4 separate regions of the Mus musculus genome follow, and regions 1, 3 and 4 are each linked to region 2. The links are chromatin loops, found by intact Hi-C in ENCODE. Cell type or tissue: heart. All regions are shown on one strand. Each heading gives the region's core, and the rest is flanking DNA. Links, peaks and the distances in the headings are about the cores only. Region 1 has its middle 2.7 kb from the start of Gm10433. Region 2 holds the start of Ttc7b (tetratricopeptide repeat domain 7B). Region 3 overlaps Rps6ka5 (ribosomal protein S6 kinase, polypeptide 5). Region 4 overlaps Ttc7b (tetratricopeptide repeat domain 7B).

What was found. A loop is a pair of places that touch in the nucleus more often than their neighbours do. Peaks named below come from ENCODE experiments on the same cell type or tissue, not always from the same donor. Only the 100,000 strongest peaks of a DNase experiment are listed, where the experiment ranks them.
Region 1: it touches region 2 in a loop (3-fold over the local background); 4 of 42 quality-filtered maps call a loop at or near these places.
Region 3: it touches region 2 in a loop (2.3-fold over the local background); 5 of 42 quality-filtered maps call a loop at or near these places.
Region 4: it touches region 2 in a loop (2.1-fold over the local background); 4 of 42 quality-filtered maps call a loop at or near these places.

The regions. Positions count from the first base shown.
Region 1 is chr12:100,183,280-100,187,352 of GRCm38, forward strand. No RefSeq gene overlaps it. Among named protein-coding and RNA genes, the nearest start is that of Gm10433, 2.7 kb to the right of the region's middle. In heart, for the core only: a CTCF peak has its summit at 1,940 (motif pointing right); a DNase peak (open chromatin) is centred at 972; H3K4me3 peaks cover 161 bases; H3K27ac peaks cover 178 bases.
Region 2 is chr12:100,519,900-100,523,743 of GRCm38, forward strand. Ttc7b (tetratricopeptide repeat domain 7B) reads right to left here and starts at 923. Exons shown (of 20, transcript NM_001033213.1): 1 at 672-923. The coding sequence starts at 792. In heart, for the core only: a CTCF peak has its summit at 1,044 (motif pointing left); DNase peaks (open chromatin) are centred at 712 and 1,012; H3K4me3 peaks cover 1,463 bases; H3K27ac peaks cover 1,359 bases.
Region 3 is chr12:100,574,006-100,578,078 of GRCm38, forward strand. It overlaps Rps6ka5 (ribosomal protein S6 kinase, polypeptide 5), which reads right to left. Exons shown (of 17, transcript NM_001330702.1): 9 at 3,717-3,878; 10 at 1,630-1,755; 11 at 1,118-1,251; 12 at 426-519. Among named protein-coding and RNA genes, the nearest start is that of Ttc7b, 55 kb to the left of the region's middle. In heart, for the core only: a CTCF peak has its summit at 1,929 (motif pointing left); no DNase peak of the experiment used is centred there.
Region 4 is chr12:100,438,211-100,440,710 of GRCm38, forward strand. The region is part of intron 5 of Ttc7b (tetratricopeptide repeat domain 7B); the gene reads right to left. Among named protein-coding and RNA genes, the nearest start is that of Gm36375, 56 kb to the right of the region's middle. In heart, for the core only: a CTCF peak has its summit at 1,012 (motif pointing right); DNase peaks (open chromatin) are centred at 1,281 and 1,391; H3K27ac peaks cover 794 bases.

The DNA.
Region 1 (4,073 bases), core at 760-3,259, 340 kb before region 2:
TCTCAGAGTTTGAGGCCATCCTGGTCTATGCGGTGAGTTCCAGAACAGGTAGGGTTATGTAGGGGGCTTTGTCTGTGCAGTTCACTGGGCATGCTCCACAGTAGTACCTTAGAGTTTGTCTGTCATTTCTCAAAATTTTCAAAGGAGCACAGGAGTGCAGGGCTGTCTACTCACACAGGCTCACACTACATACCTTAACAATGCTAGCACAGCCTTGTCTTGTCTGATGGGCCCTTATTACAAACTCCCCTTCCTCCCCTTCCCTGACACTGTTCTTTCCAGCCTCTTCACCTACATTTCCAGTCTTCCCTCCCTGTAGAATGCCTTCCTCGGGGACATCTGTATTGATCCTCGAAGCCACCTCCAGTGCCACGAGGCCGTGATCCAACAGAATGAATCCTCCTTCTAGACACCTGAAGTGGTGACCATTGTCTCCCACCTTGCAAAAAATGTGCCACTTCCGTTTAGTTTTCTTCCAACTAGTAAGAGTCCGTTAAAAACCAAGGTCCAGGCACGTTATGCTTCTCATGCCCTTGGTCTCCAGTCCAGAGCCACACTCCTGATAGGTGTATCACAAATATTCACTGAATGAATGAGTAATTGGCTACCCATAATAGACGTAGAATGTGGGAACAGGAGACGTGAAATAAGTGTTAAGGGAGCCAGTGGGTGGGGTCAGGGGAGTGTTGATGTGAGCTGATCTCACATTTGAATTCATGAGCCTGCCCTGTTTGGGCAGGGCAATGATCCAGGTAGATGTGGTTGATTATCTGGGCTACAGATTAAACCAAGGGCATGAGATAGAACCAGGGATGGGAATGTGCCAAAACGTGACTGTGTGTCCCTTCCAAAGTTATGCTGGAACTTATACCATAAAAAAGGGAAGTGATTAGTCATGAGGGCTGTGCCCTGGTGAGTGGGTTCAACTTCCTTATAAAAGAGGCGTCAGAGCTGCCTGGGCCTTTCATCTCCTCTGCCACATGAAGCAGAGCATCGGTGTCCCTCTGGCCTTTGACCTCACACCCTATGAGGATGAAACAGAAAGGCACTGTATTAGCGGGAGGAGCCTCCGCCAGACTCCAGTCTGATGTTGCCTTGATGATGCACTTCTCAGCCACAGAACCGTGAGAAATAAACGTCTGCCCTTCCTAAAAAAGCACTAAACCCATGACAATCTGCTGTAGACTAAGCAAGATTACAGCAAAACCAGACAGGCGTGTAATACAGAAAGCAGTGGTGGCTTGTTGAACTGAAGGCTGGAGAGGTCAGAAAACAGAAGGGGACAAAAGTGGAGCCAGAACGGCAATGGAGAAGCGGAGAGTGAATTGTCCTTAACCTGGACTCCATGGAGAAAATTCAGAGGCTCCACGAACTAGGACAGAAAATGCGCTTTGCCTTTTACCGAACTCTAAATGCTGCCTGCATGAATTGTGACTCCAGCAGCAAAGCCCACCAGCATGAGAGGTGTAGTAGGCCAATCTATGAAAGCAGGATTCTGAAATGACTACAAGAGTCGGGCATAAAGCCCATACCCATAATCCCAGCCACTCAGAAGAATTCCAAGCCACTAATATAGAAGTATTAGTTCTGTAGGTTTTCTTATACAGAAACTTTCACGCAGCATAAGCTATATAGCAAAGCCTTATCTTAAATAGACTAAAAATAGCAATTTAACAGGAAAAAAAAATTTAAGAACCTTAAAGCCCAAAACTATGTGCAGGGACTGAGAAAGAAAACCAGCAGACAGAAGTTACGTTTGACTCTAGAAATGCATTTATTTCCTCGTGCCCATCAAACTCCAGAAAGGAACCCAAACCACTCTGTCTTTGTTTTCACTCTGTTCATCCTTTCTTTCTTTCTTTTTTTTTTTTTTTAAATAAAGGTTTTATTTATTTTATGTATGTGAGTACACAGTCACTGTCCTCAGACTCACCAGAAGAGGGCATCAGATCCCATTGCTGTGGTTGTGAGCCACCATGTGGTTGTTGAGAATTGAACTCAGGACCTCTGGAAGAGCAGTCAGTGCTCTTAACCACTGAGCCATCTCTCCAGCCCTTCATCCTCCCATCTTAAGGCATTGGATGTTTTCTATTCATCTTAAGGCATTAGAAACAGTTCAAAGGAGATTCGTTGTCTGGTTTACCTAGGACAGAGGGTGGGCTTTATCAGACACAACCAATGGTAAAACTAGGAAAGTTTGACATTGTAATAATTGCCTTATGAGCCCATCATACCAACTCTGTATAAGACTATCCTAAACATACTTACATTAAGAAAAGCAGTGTCAGGGCTAGAGAGATGGCGTGTGGGTTAAGAACACTTGCTTTTAACTGGTCTGCTTCCAGAGGCTCCAGTTTGATTCCCAGCACCTAAACTGCAGCCCATGACTGTCTGAAACTTCAGATCTAGGCGATCTGGAGCCCTCTTCTGGCCTCCAAGGACACCAGGCACACACACGGTGCATAGGCAGACATGCAAACAAAACACTCACACACACACACACAAATAAACCTTAAAAGTATTGTTTAAGGTTTCTTTTAGATATGAGTCAATCTGTGGATGGACAGTCTTCCTCTCTTACGGTCAGAGAGTACAGGTTAAGTACTTAGCAATTGCCTGACCTTGTATCCATGGTTCTACAGTTTGCAGTCTTGACACATTCACAGATCATGCAATCCTCAGAACTGTGTGAGATAAATTTATCACAAAACCACTGAAGGAATCCAGCCCCTGAAGACTTCTCGGCTTTATTTCTCGAAGCAAGTGAAAACTCCTAGCACCGGCTGCCAAACGCTGAAATACTGTCTGTTAGCGATATGAGTGGTTGTTGCTATGTAGAGATTATGCAAAGCTCCAAGTTTCTTTCTTTTGCAACGTCCATGAGCTCAGCGCACTCTGGCATTGTCTTGATAGGCACTCAGTTAAGGTGATGGTTTACATATTCTTAAAAGGTATGCAAGTCAACAGTTGTTCAAAACTAGTTAGATTAAGAATAGCAATAACTTGCAAATCAGAGTGTGTGGCTTGTAGTAAAAAAAAAAAAAAAAGAAAGAAAGAAAAAACTGCTTCTAGATGCATTATCTAATCGGAAAAATCTACACTTAGTGTGTGTACTCTTGTTAGTCAAAGACAAATTGACACACCCATGTAAGTAGATGTTGATCAATCCAGGAATCTTGCAGGGGTACAGGAATGGAGAAAACCTGGATACACAAACCAGGGCAGTCAATTTAAAGAATTCAGGCAACAGAGAGGCCAGGCCCTGTCAGCTTTTATTGGTCTTAACAATTCACTGCCTCCCCTCTCCCAGTAGCCATGGCAACACCCACAACCAAGGCGTTCCAAAATTCACCTTTGGATATCCAGGATCCACCGAATGCGCACCTACGCACCTCAAATAAAACCAAGATATCACCACGCACTGAACTAAAACAACCCTGACCTCTTTTCCGTTTTCCAGAATTCTAATCCAACCAGGGAACTTTTTTTTTTTTTCATTCTTTCACCACAGAAAAGAGGCTAAGTCCTGAAGTACGACTTTTATTGGATAATTACATTCTCTTTTGTAGCGGGAGTGGGCATCAGAGAAGGATGAAAACCGGATGCACACACAAAACATTTGCTTTAAAAAGGCAAATAAGTTGATACAACCAAAATCCAATTCTCGTAGCACGCCTGTGGGGCGAACTGTTTTGCCCCTATCTCTGGAGCAGAGAAATAGTTTCCAGCGCGGCCGTTTGGAGCACAGTTAAAATAAAACAAAACGCATTAGGAGCCCGCGGGATCGTGCACAGCGTGAGCAAAAAATGACGTATTCGGGCGAGCTTTCCAGAAGGACCCTGCAGCTCGAGCAAGATGCCCAAACAGCGAGTCTCCTTTCTGCTGGTAGAGACGGAATCGAATCCTGTCCCGGGTGCCCAGCCCAGGACGCAAACCAAGCAGCTTTATTAGGGCGCTATCAAAACCCCTCCTCAGGCGCTCTCTTTCCCCCGTGACCAATTCTGCCCGGGGCGCCAGCCGGAGCATTTAGCTTTCCCTCTCCATCCACATCCCTGGGACCAGTTCAGAAACAA
Region 2 (3,844 bases), core at 1-2,500:
TCCCAAGTCAGATCCTGGTTCCTGGGCGCACCAGGCCCCTCATCCAATCAGCTCCATTTCCCTCATTGTTAATACAGTCTCATCTTCCTGCCCAGTAACCTTCTCCCAGACTCCCTGACTCTGTTTCCCTTGTACTCTCCACCCTATCCTCTCTGGGTCTGCAGATTTGACACCCAACTGTCTTGACCTCAAGACACAAATCCCAACCTGCCAATGCCACCCCTGACACCCTCCAAGTCTGAGCTCCCTCCTGGGGCCCTTGATTACCATATGTTCACAACATCTCCATCACAGGACCCCTGAGCACACCACACACACTCTGGTGGTCCCCAGATGCCCACAGGTATGTCCCGGGGGGCTCCATACACACACAAACGCACACACACACACAAGCTCCAACTTCTTGGAAGCCCGGGGCTGGCCTCCGGTCTCTGGGGTCGGTGAACCTCTCCAGCCTGCACGTCAGGACTCCAAGGCTCCGACAGGCACAGCCCGCCCGCCCAGCCGCACGCCGCGTGACCGGAGGACCCCGCGTTCCCCAAGGGCCTGGCCCGCGCACACCGCGCGGCCTGCGCCTCGCCGCCCGGCCGCGCCCCTGCTCGCGCCCGGAGCCTCAGGCCTAGCCCCGGAGGCCGCGGCGGTCCCGCAAGCCCCGGTGCGTCCGCGCGTACCGTTGGCGATGAGCTTGGCCGACAGCTGCTTGACGAGCTCGGGGATCCGCTCCCATTGGCACTCGGAGCGGCAGCGCTCGATCTCCGTCTCCAGCCGCGAGCCCGCCTTCCTGGTCGCCATGGCCGCCCTGGCCGGCCCGGCGCGCGCCCGCAGGCCCCGCAGGCCCCGCCGCCGCCGGGCCCCGCGCCGCCTCCCGCTGCGGCCGCGGGCTCCGGCTCCGGCTCCCGGCTCGGCGGCGTAACGGGAACGCCGGCCGGGGAAGGGGCGGGGAGCGGGCGGCGGCGGGCGCGGCGGGGCCCCGGGCGCCGCGAGGAGCGGCCCCTGCCGGCCAGGGCCGGAGCCGCAGCGGGCCGGGGCGGAGGCCGGACAGCAATGAGGAGCGCGGGACGGTGCTCAGGAGCGAACCTGGAGCGGTGAGGGGTCAAGCCAGGGCAGCCACCCCGAGGATGCTCTGGGGCTCCAAAGGCCGGGGTTTCTAGTGCGAGAGGGCGTGAAGGGCGAGCCTGCCTCGGCTGGCCCTGCCATCGCAGGTTGCTTGTGCTGGCCTGCGCCCCTCCTCAGGCTCCCCTCTGCCCCAGGTAGCCTCCGTCCCCATCATGTGGCCAGAAGCAGTGGAGATTCATGCTCCTCCAGAACCTGCCCGAAGTTCCTTAAGTGTGTGTTGGAAGAAAGTGAGGGAGGACGTGTGTGTGTGTGTGTGTGTGTGTGTGTGTGTGTGTGTGTGTGTGTAGCTGCAAGCCCAGATGCCAGCTCCCTTGCCCTCTGAGGAGAATACCAACTCATAAGTGGCATTTCCAGGCCTTGACCTTGTAACTGAGAGCAGGGGCAGGTGTCTAAGCTGAACATTATTTCACTTGTGTAATTTATTCAGTAACTATAGAGTCAGAGGTCACCCACACAGAGCTAGGTAGTGTTTTAGGGCTGTGGAAACGGAACGAAGTGGGTACAACTTTGCTTCAAAGTGGGTATAAAGTTCATAGCCCATTCATGGAAATGAATTAATTAAGCAAAATAAAGTAGCAAATTAGGTTATGGGTTGGTTAAGGATGGTGTTGAAGTGATATTTGACAGTTTTAAAGATGAGAGTCGGGGGGATATGGGAGGTGGGGAGGGCAGATCATTACAGGCAGAGCAAAGGCCTCGGCTTTACTATATTTGGTGAGTTAGAAAAAGGCCAGAGTGGCTGGGGTGGAATGAAGGCAAGGAGCTGAGCAGATGATGTCAGGAGGGTGGGGGTTAGTCCATGCCCGGCCTTCTGGATCATTAGAAAGACTGTCTTTCTTCTTGGTGAGATAGGGAGCCTGCATGTTAGTCAGGCATGCAATGGCAAGGCCTGCAAGTATGGACATGACCAGTATTTGGGAAAGTTGGTCAGGGAATGTGGCTTCAGGGGCAGTGGGGGTGTTGGACTCTGCAATACTGCCTCTGAGGATGGAGCTGTCATCTGGGCAGTACCCTGTCACCAGGTTCATCCTCTTTGGGTGTGTCTCCTCCAGCTTTCCAAAGCTATCAAGTGCAGGCTTTTCTCTCATGCCCTGGGGATAAATGAAGACCAGACTCACAGGCCTTGGTTTACAGGATCAGCAACTGAAACTCAGTAAGGGCCAAGAGGAAAGAAGTACTTGGGACATGACCAACACCACACTGAGGCAACCCAAGGCCCTCAGAGGTGATGGGAGCAGAGCAGATGGGGCTCAGACACTAAGGACAGCCCAAGGACAGGCAAACAGAATGCCAGAGGAAATGAGGGCGAAGGAGCAAGGGTAAAGGGGTAGGAAAAACGGTGGGATGGAGAAAATGATGTAATTCTATTTTACACACACACACACACACACACACACACACACACACAGAGAGAGAGAGAGAGAGAGAGAGAGAGAGAAGATGACCAAGGTGACTTACAGAAGGAAGGATGTGGTGATTTCAATAGGAATGGCCCCCATAGACCCATGTGAGTGAATACTTAGCCCGTAGGAGTAGCACTATTAGGAGGTGTGGCGTGGAGGTGGGCTTTTGAGGTCTCATTACATTGTTACACACTTCCAGATCCAGCTAAGAAGTCTGGAATAAGCCTCAGGCCAAAGGTCACCAAGAAGCCTTGTTCAGCTGACAGTGCCTGTGTGACTGTAGGACTTGCATTTCCCTGCATGGTGGCACACAGAATAACAATGTCATAACATTACTTGGCCTCCATGGCCACAGTGTAAGGCAAAGCATCCAGTCTGTTTCCTGGCTAAGCCGTTTTTCTGAGCGTGGGAGATGCCAGGCAGTGGGATTTAACTCCCCGCCCCCACCTTCTTCTTCCCTTCCTATAATGTGTACCTGTGGAATGCAGCAGTTAAAACTTAATTAGAGGGTAGAGAAGATTAGGCCACCATCCTAACAGCTCTCTGCCTCTTGCACACTACAGTCTAAAATCAGCTATTCCACAACAAACGCATCTGACTTTCTTTGAACTGGTTATTGTTTGAGTGTATGCTCCTAGGTTCCTCTGTGGAGAACTTGGACCATAGGATGAAGATACTGAGATGTGGGGGCTTTTAAGAAGGGAGGCCTGATGGAAGGACCTTGGGTCGTGGGTCAAGGGAAGCTGCCCTTGCAAAGGATTAATGTAGATCTATGGGTGGGGCCCCAACTTTAGAATGTTAGTCGTTTTAGGAGTGAACCTCCCTCTCTAGCTTCCTGTCTGTGGATGCCATGTTTCCCCACCCAACACTGTATTAGTTACTTTCCATTGCTGTGGTACAGTGCCGTGACCAAGGCCATGGATTTTGACAGAACAAGGGTAAAGGGGTAGGAAAAACGGTGGGATGGAGAAAATGATGTAATTCTATTTTACACACACACACACACACACACACACACACACACACACACACACAGAGAGAGAGAGAGAGAGAGAGAGAGAGAGAGAGAATGACCAAGGTGACTTACAGAAGGAAGGATGTGGTGATTTCAATAGGAATGGCCCCCATAGACCCATGTGAATGAATACTTAGCCCGTAGGAGTAGCACTATTAGGAGGTGTGGCCTTGTTGGAGGAAGTGTGTCACCGTGGAGGCGGGCTTCTGAGGTCTCATATAGTCAAGCTATGCCTAGTGTGGCTCACAGTCTCCTGCTGCTGCAAGATGTAGGACACTCAAGATGTGGAACACTCAGCCCCTTCTCCAGC
Region 3 (4,073 bases), core at 620-3,119, 55 kb after region 2:
AAAGGGAACATCTGTCTTTCTGCTTCCCATTTGTCCTTTAACTTGCACCATGTGGGCTTAAGAGTCAGTCTGTCTGATGCTAGAAATGTAAAGAATGTTGAAGGCTTAAAGTCACTAAGTACTGACTACGAAGTAATTAAGTGAGGGTGGATGGCAGCCACACTCACAATAAGCACACTGCAATCTGTGACAGTGGCACGAGGGCCTCTTGCCCCTCTGTATCCACCCATGCCAAGATGGGTGAAGTAAAGGATGAACTGAGGCAGAGGTGAGGGTGTGTGCGCTACCTTCTCTCCCCTTCCCAGAGGCTGGGTGATAGTAGACGCCCCTGAGCTTCACTCAGCAGCACCAATAAAACTGGTGAGAAGTTGAACCCTGTATCTGACCTAGCCCATGTGCGCGGATGGAGGGAGTCCTTGAAATACCTGATCGTGAAAAACTTCATGTAGTTTCACAATATTGGGGTGTCCTTCGCAGAGTTTCAGAGCTGTTATTTCTTTCTGAGTATTGGCTTCCATCCTACAAAATCAAATAGTTTTCCAGCAGAGTTTCACATCAGCGCTCTCTCCCTGATTGTTTTTATTTATAGTGTATTCAGAATGCCTGTGTCAAAGTCTCAAAATGACATATCCACAAAAGTAGTAATCATACCACCCACCAGGAAAGTAAAACTTTTTTTAAAGAAAATTATGACCTCTGAATTAGAAGAGAGCTAGTCATACAAAGAAATGGATGCTCTTCTTGCTGACAATTTAGCAATGGTAATAACCTGTTACCAGAACTAGCTAGCTCTGTTCTTAAAGCCATCAGGAAGCTTGCTAAATACTTTTGACTGCAAATATTCAACAAATAAAAGTCACCAAGCAAATCTGATTAAATATATCATTACCACAAGACAGTTTTCATATAAAACACAACAGATTCTGATTTGTCCAAAACTGATTACATCATCAGAGAACACTAGTGCTAGAAGTATTGGACCTCAGCTAAAAAGGCAAATAACTAAGCATGTGTGCAAAAAGTCTCGCAAAGGAAACAACTGATTTCCTTCTCCGTAATTTCCAGAACTTCCTAAGTGGTCAAAAGCCCCAAGAAAGACTGCTAGGACTGGCCATACCTTTTGCTGATTATTTTGACAGCAAATGCTTGGTTAGTTTTTTTGTGTACACACTTGCGACAAATTGAAAAACTTCCTTCTCCCAAAGGTTTGTCCTTCAGATCTAGGTCATAGTGTTGATAGAAGGGTGAGTCCTGATAAAAGATCAACATTATTTAATTTAATAAAAGATTGGTAGTAATACACAAAGTATATGTAAAGCTGTAATTTAATGTGAAATGATTCAGAAATTTGAAAGCAATAAATTAAAACTCATTTAGTGTGCTTATATTTTCATCTATACATTTGTCCAAAATATATCATGTTTTATCATGGCAAAAAGGAGCTCATGCAGGTTGGCAGTGACAATCTTCTGGGGAAAACACTGCTATTCCCACTTATTTACTCATTTTCTAAAGTTGCCTTTTAGTTGAGTGATAATCTAGTAAATTTACTAGACTTAAAAACATCAGTTGGTGTTTAAATATTCACACAAATCACAGATCCAAACTGAGGCAGCCAGACCTATGTACCTTCATCATTGCACTCCTGGCAACATTTGTCACTCCAGGACGGTCAACTCCCATATGGAACTGAAGAGGATCTATGACAGCTGCGTTACGCTTGAAGAGAATAGATGGAGCAACGAAGGAATAGCCCTGAAAAGAGAAGAGATGCTAAAGCTCAAAGCTCTGCACTCTCACAGCTAGGCACGGTCTAGATGGCGATCATTTCTTTTCATAGAAAAAAATGTTCAGATGAAGATAATTTTATTTGCATTCAGAATACAGCATTAACTCAATAGCAAATGCTTCTCAGAAGGAGATATTGCCATCTTCTGGCAGAACTAGCCCAACTCAAAAAATCAAGGCAGAAAGACTTCCTCCCTATTCCACTCCCAAATCTGATGCAAGCCTGTGAACCTTTTGCATTGCTGATAATATCTGTTTATAAACTCATCTGACCTCAGAAGAGGCACAGTCAACACATCAAATAAAGTGGCCCCAGAACTGTTTCAAACTACAAAAATAACAAGTTTCATAAAAGTTCATCTTTAATTTAGCAATTATTGAATCTGTATTCTATGTTTTCAGAATAACTAAACTTAAAATTGAGTTTTGGAAAATAATACCCCAGTGGAAGGATGATGTGGTAAGCCAGAGTGATAAATGACACATAATTACTCTGTGCAAGCTAGGGCATTTACTAGTTTACCACCTACATAGATCCTTGGCCATGTTCTCCAGGGTCATAGGACAGGTGAGAGGCACACTCTGAATAGCCAGAGCAAACCACACTACAGGCACTGTCAGTGGTCAGAGAAGTGCAGCTATGACACAGTTCAATAGGCACAGAGTATCTGCATCTGTAAACGAACATTTCCTAAAAAATATTCTGCACTTTTAATTTTTTAAAGTTAAAATACAAAACAATGTGCTTTATATAATATTTCACATACACACATCTACACATATTGCTGTGATAAAATACTGACAAAAACAAACAGGTAAACACTCTTACAGAGAGTCAAAGTGCTCACTACTCTTTCAGAGGGCATTAAGTTCGTCGCATAATCTACATTAGGCAGCTTACAAGCTGAAACTGCAGCTCCAAGGAATCCTATACAATATACATACATACATACATACATACATACATACATACACGTACAAAACTATAAAAATAAATCTTTAAACAATATTTTGGCAAAACCAACTTGGAGTGGAAGGACTTATTTTAGCTCACATTTCCAGATTATAGCCCATCATTGCATGGAAATCATGGACTTTAAACCCAAAGTCTTTAAAAATAAATCTGTTTGTCTCCCTCCCTTCCGTTTTTGATTTTTGTTTTTTTGAGACAGGGTTCTACTGGCAGCTGTGTTCACTGTGTAGCTGAGGGTGACCCTGAACTTCTTACCCTCTGGAACACTGGGATTTCAGGTGAGTGCTACCAGACCCAGTTTTATGCAGTACTAGAAACTAAAGCCAGAGTTTCCTGCCGGCTAGGTGAGCACTCTACATCTCTGGCCCCCTCGATTCAAGACTTTAAGAATTAGAGAGCATGTATAATTTATTATTCACTGAAGATAAAGGTCCAGGTAACACTGAATAGTTTAAAGAATGGAGTAAAAAATAAAATAGCATTATAATTTTCACATGAGCCTCAGCAGAAATGAATTTTCAAGTATAAAATGAATACCTCGTCATAAAAAACAAACAGAGGTTGGTTGTTCGAATGCACACCTTTGATCCGAGCTACGGAGAAGCAGAAGTTCAAGACGCGTCTGTTATATATAGTGAGCTCCAGAATAGCCAGGGTTACACAGCATGACCCTGTCTCAAATGAACAGACAAAATATCCCACTAAACAATCCAAATCCCAAAACTCCAACTTCTGTCTCAAAAAAACAAAACAAAACAACAAAAAAACCTAAAACATACACATTAAAAACTATAATAAAATCTATTTAGTAAACTGCAAACTTCCAGATAGTACCTCAACATATCTCTAAATTTAGTTCTGAAGAGATTATAGAATTCTTATTTTATGCCAACAAACCACCTCACTAGGAAAACTGGCTTTCTTCCAAAGCATGTCTGGCATGCTGCAACTTTACCTGAAACAGTCGCTCGGAGCTCTGTGGCAAGGCAGCGGGAGAGTAGGTGGGGTCCATCTCTGTGAACTCTTCAGCGAAGTTACTCACATCTAACTCATCCCGGATCACCGGCTTGAATGGCGCAGGCACTTTTTTGGCAGCTAAGTCATCCCACTTTATCTTCTAGAGCACAGCAAGAAGATTGGGACAAGTCAAAAAAAAAATCAAACTATATTATGAACAATAGATATGGTTACTTTGTTTTTTCTTTTTTAAAGACAGAGTCTTACTTGGTAGCTCTAGCAGGCTGGAACTCTCTACTGCAACAGTTCTCGACCTCCCTAATGCTGTGATCCTTACTACAGTTCCTCATGTTGT
Region 4 (2,500 bases), core at 1-2,500, 82 kb before region 2:
TTTTGCAAGAACACACAGACACAGGCTTCCATCTTGGAGGACAGAGCTACAGCAACTGCTGTCATATCAATAAAAATGCAGGTACCTGGGAGACAAGGGGCAATTCTTTCTCTTCTTTGAACAAAAAGTTCTAATAATACCTTAAAAAGTCATAAATTATGTTGCTGTCATCTTCTGGGCCTTAGCTCAGCTTTTCCTTCTACAATTTTAACTGTTGGCTAAAAATATTTCTGCAAAACAAGAATGGAGAGAAAAAATAGCAATGTGAAAAGAAAGAAAGAAAAAGGGGCCATCTCTGGAGGAGGCTGGGGCCTCTGCTGTCTTCTCATAAAGACAAAAGAGGCATCTCTGGAGGAGCCTGGGGCTCTGGTGTTTTCTCATAAAATATAATTTTACTTGACATGTGAGCTAGGAAAGGCAGAAAGCAGGCTAACGCGTTCCATTCCAGGCAAGTGCTGGAGCAGCGATGCCCACACTTATAGATCACTAAATTACCGTAACAGCTCCCTACGGGTGCAGAGAGGGCAAGCCTGCCTTACCTCTTCCCCAGACAGGTCGTGGATTCCTCATTACCAGTTGCCAGTTACTTCAGGTCTACTTCTTGAGACATGGCTATAAAGGCCATTCTCAATGCTTGTGTGCCTCTATATCCAGCACCGCCTCATGAGGTGTCAACTACATGCTTAAAGGCTATAAAAATTAGGGGTGGGAAGCTGTGGGAACTAGTACCCTAAGGAACTAAAGCCACGGAAATCCTTTCCCACTGTGGGAAGTCCACACAGTGCAGAAAAAAACAAAAAAACAAAAAAACAAGTGGCATCAGGGCCTGCTTGAGGCACTATACAGTGTCAGCATTACTGTAGACATCCTCAAAGACGAGGCAGAGAGCCAAAGGTCCCAGAAAATAGGTTCCATTTGCTGGTGTCCAGGAAACTCTTTGATACGGTGGTAGATTGAATAAGAATGTCTCCCATAGACTCATGTGTCTGAACACTTAGTGCCCAGTTGATGGCACTATTTGGGGAGTTATGGGACTTTTAGGAGGTAGAACAATTCCTGAGAAACTATGTCACTAGAGGTAGCCTTTCAGGGTTTATAGCCTCGTCCAACTTCCTGCTTACATGCTCTGCTTCCAGTGTGTGGCTGAGATTGTGATTGCTCAGCTTCCTGCTCTTGTCACCATGGCTTCCTCAGCATTGTGGACATCTAGCTCTTTGGAACACAAAGCTGAAAGAAACTCTTCCTTAAGCTGCTTTTTGTCATGGTGTTTTTATAGCAGCAGCAAAAAAGTAATAAATACAGATACTCAACAGCCTCCATCCTCCTTCAGCCAAGGGCAAGTGGTCAGGACCACCACCTTTGGCCTCAGCACATCTCCCCGCCCACATCTAAGAGGAAGAGCAGAGACCCAAGTTCCAGGGAGCTGCTCCAGGGCACTTCCTTCTTTTCACATTCCACTCCCCTTAGCACATCACTCGGCACCTCTGCTGTTAATAAATACATACTGAATTAACCAGTTTTAAGGAAGATATATGGCAATGAGCTACAAGCCATAGCTATTTCTGTCTAAACGCCAGGCACTGTTGAAGGTGCAGATCTCTCCCCAAACAAAACAGTGAAAGTTCCTGCCTCATGGCATCTCTTAGTAAACCGAGGCAGACATGAACACAGTAATCAACAAACGAGCAGCAAAGCAAGCAGAGAGCAAGGTGGACAGAGAGCAGCAGGCTCCTGCTGCCCCTCAGAAGCTGGCCTTGGATTAACTTTCAATTGTCTTCCCCTGGAAACCTAATAAAGATAAAATGCCAGTTATGTTACCAGGCAACATGGCTTACTACAGCAATGACCTCTGATTCATAACGTCCATGTGGACCCATAGGAGTTACAGACCCTGATGGAGACAGTAGCTTTGGGCACCTACTGAGTGTGCTCATCATCTTACACTGGGCAGATGCTATTGAAAGCTCTGGAAATTCCAGGTCAGGCAGGCAGCATACTTCCCTGACAGAAATGGACAGAAAGCAGCCCTGGAAAGCTGAGGCCGCTGAGGACACTCACAGTCCATGCTTTTCTCTTGACTCTTGCACATACATCTAGACAGATGGGTCCTGTTTTAGTTTCTTTTCTGTTGCTGTGATAAAAGATTCTGGCCCAAAGCAACTCTGGTTGGAAACGGTTTATTTGGCTTACACTTCTAGGTCACAAACGATCACTGGGGGAAGTCAGGGCAGGAACTTAAGCGAGAACTGGAGAGAATCCATCAAGGAACACTACTTGCTGGCTCACTCTCATCCTTGCTCTGAAGCTCCTGCTCAGGTAACCAGCCTTCTTACAGCCCAGCCCTCCTGTCTATTGATCATTGATCAACTCAATCCCTCACAGACATGGGGTCTGAGTAATCTCTCAGTTCAGAGTCCCTTGAATGATATAGGTGGTGTCAAGCTGATAGCTGAATCTAACTAGGACAAGAACCAAGTGTGGCCAGCAGCATTCTTGTAGG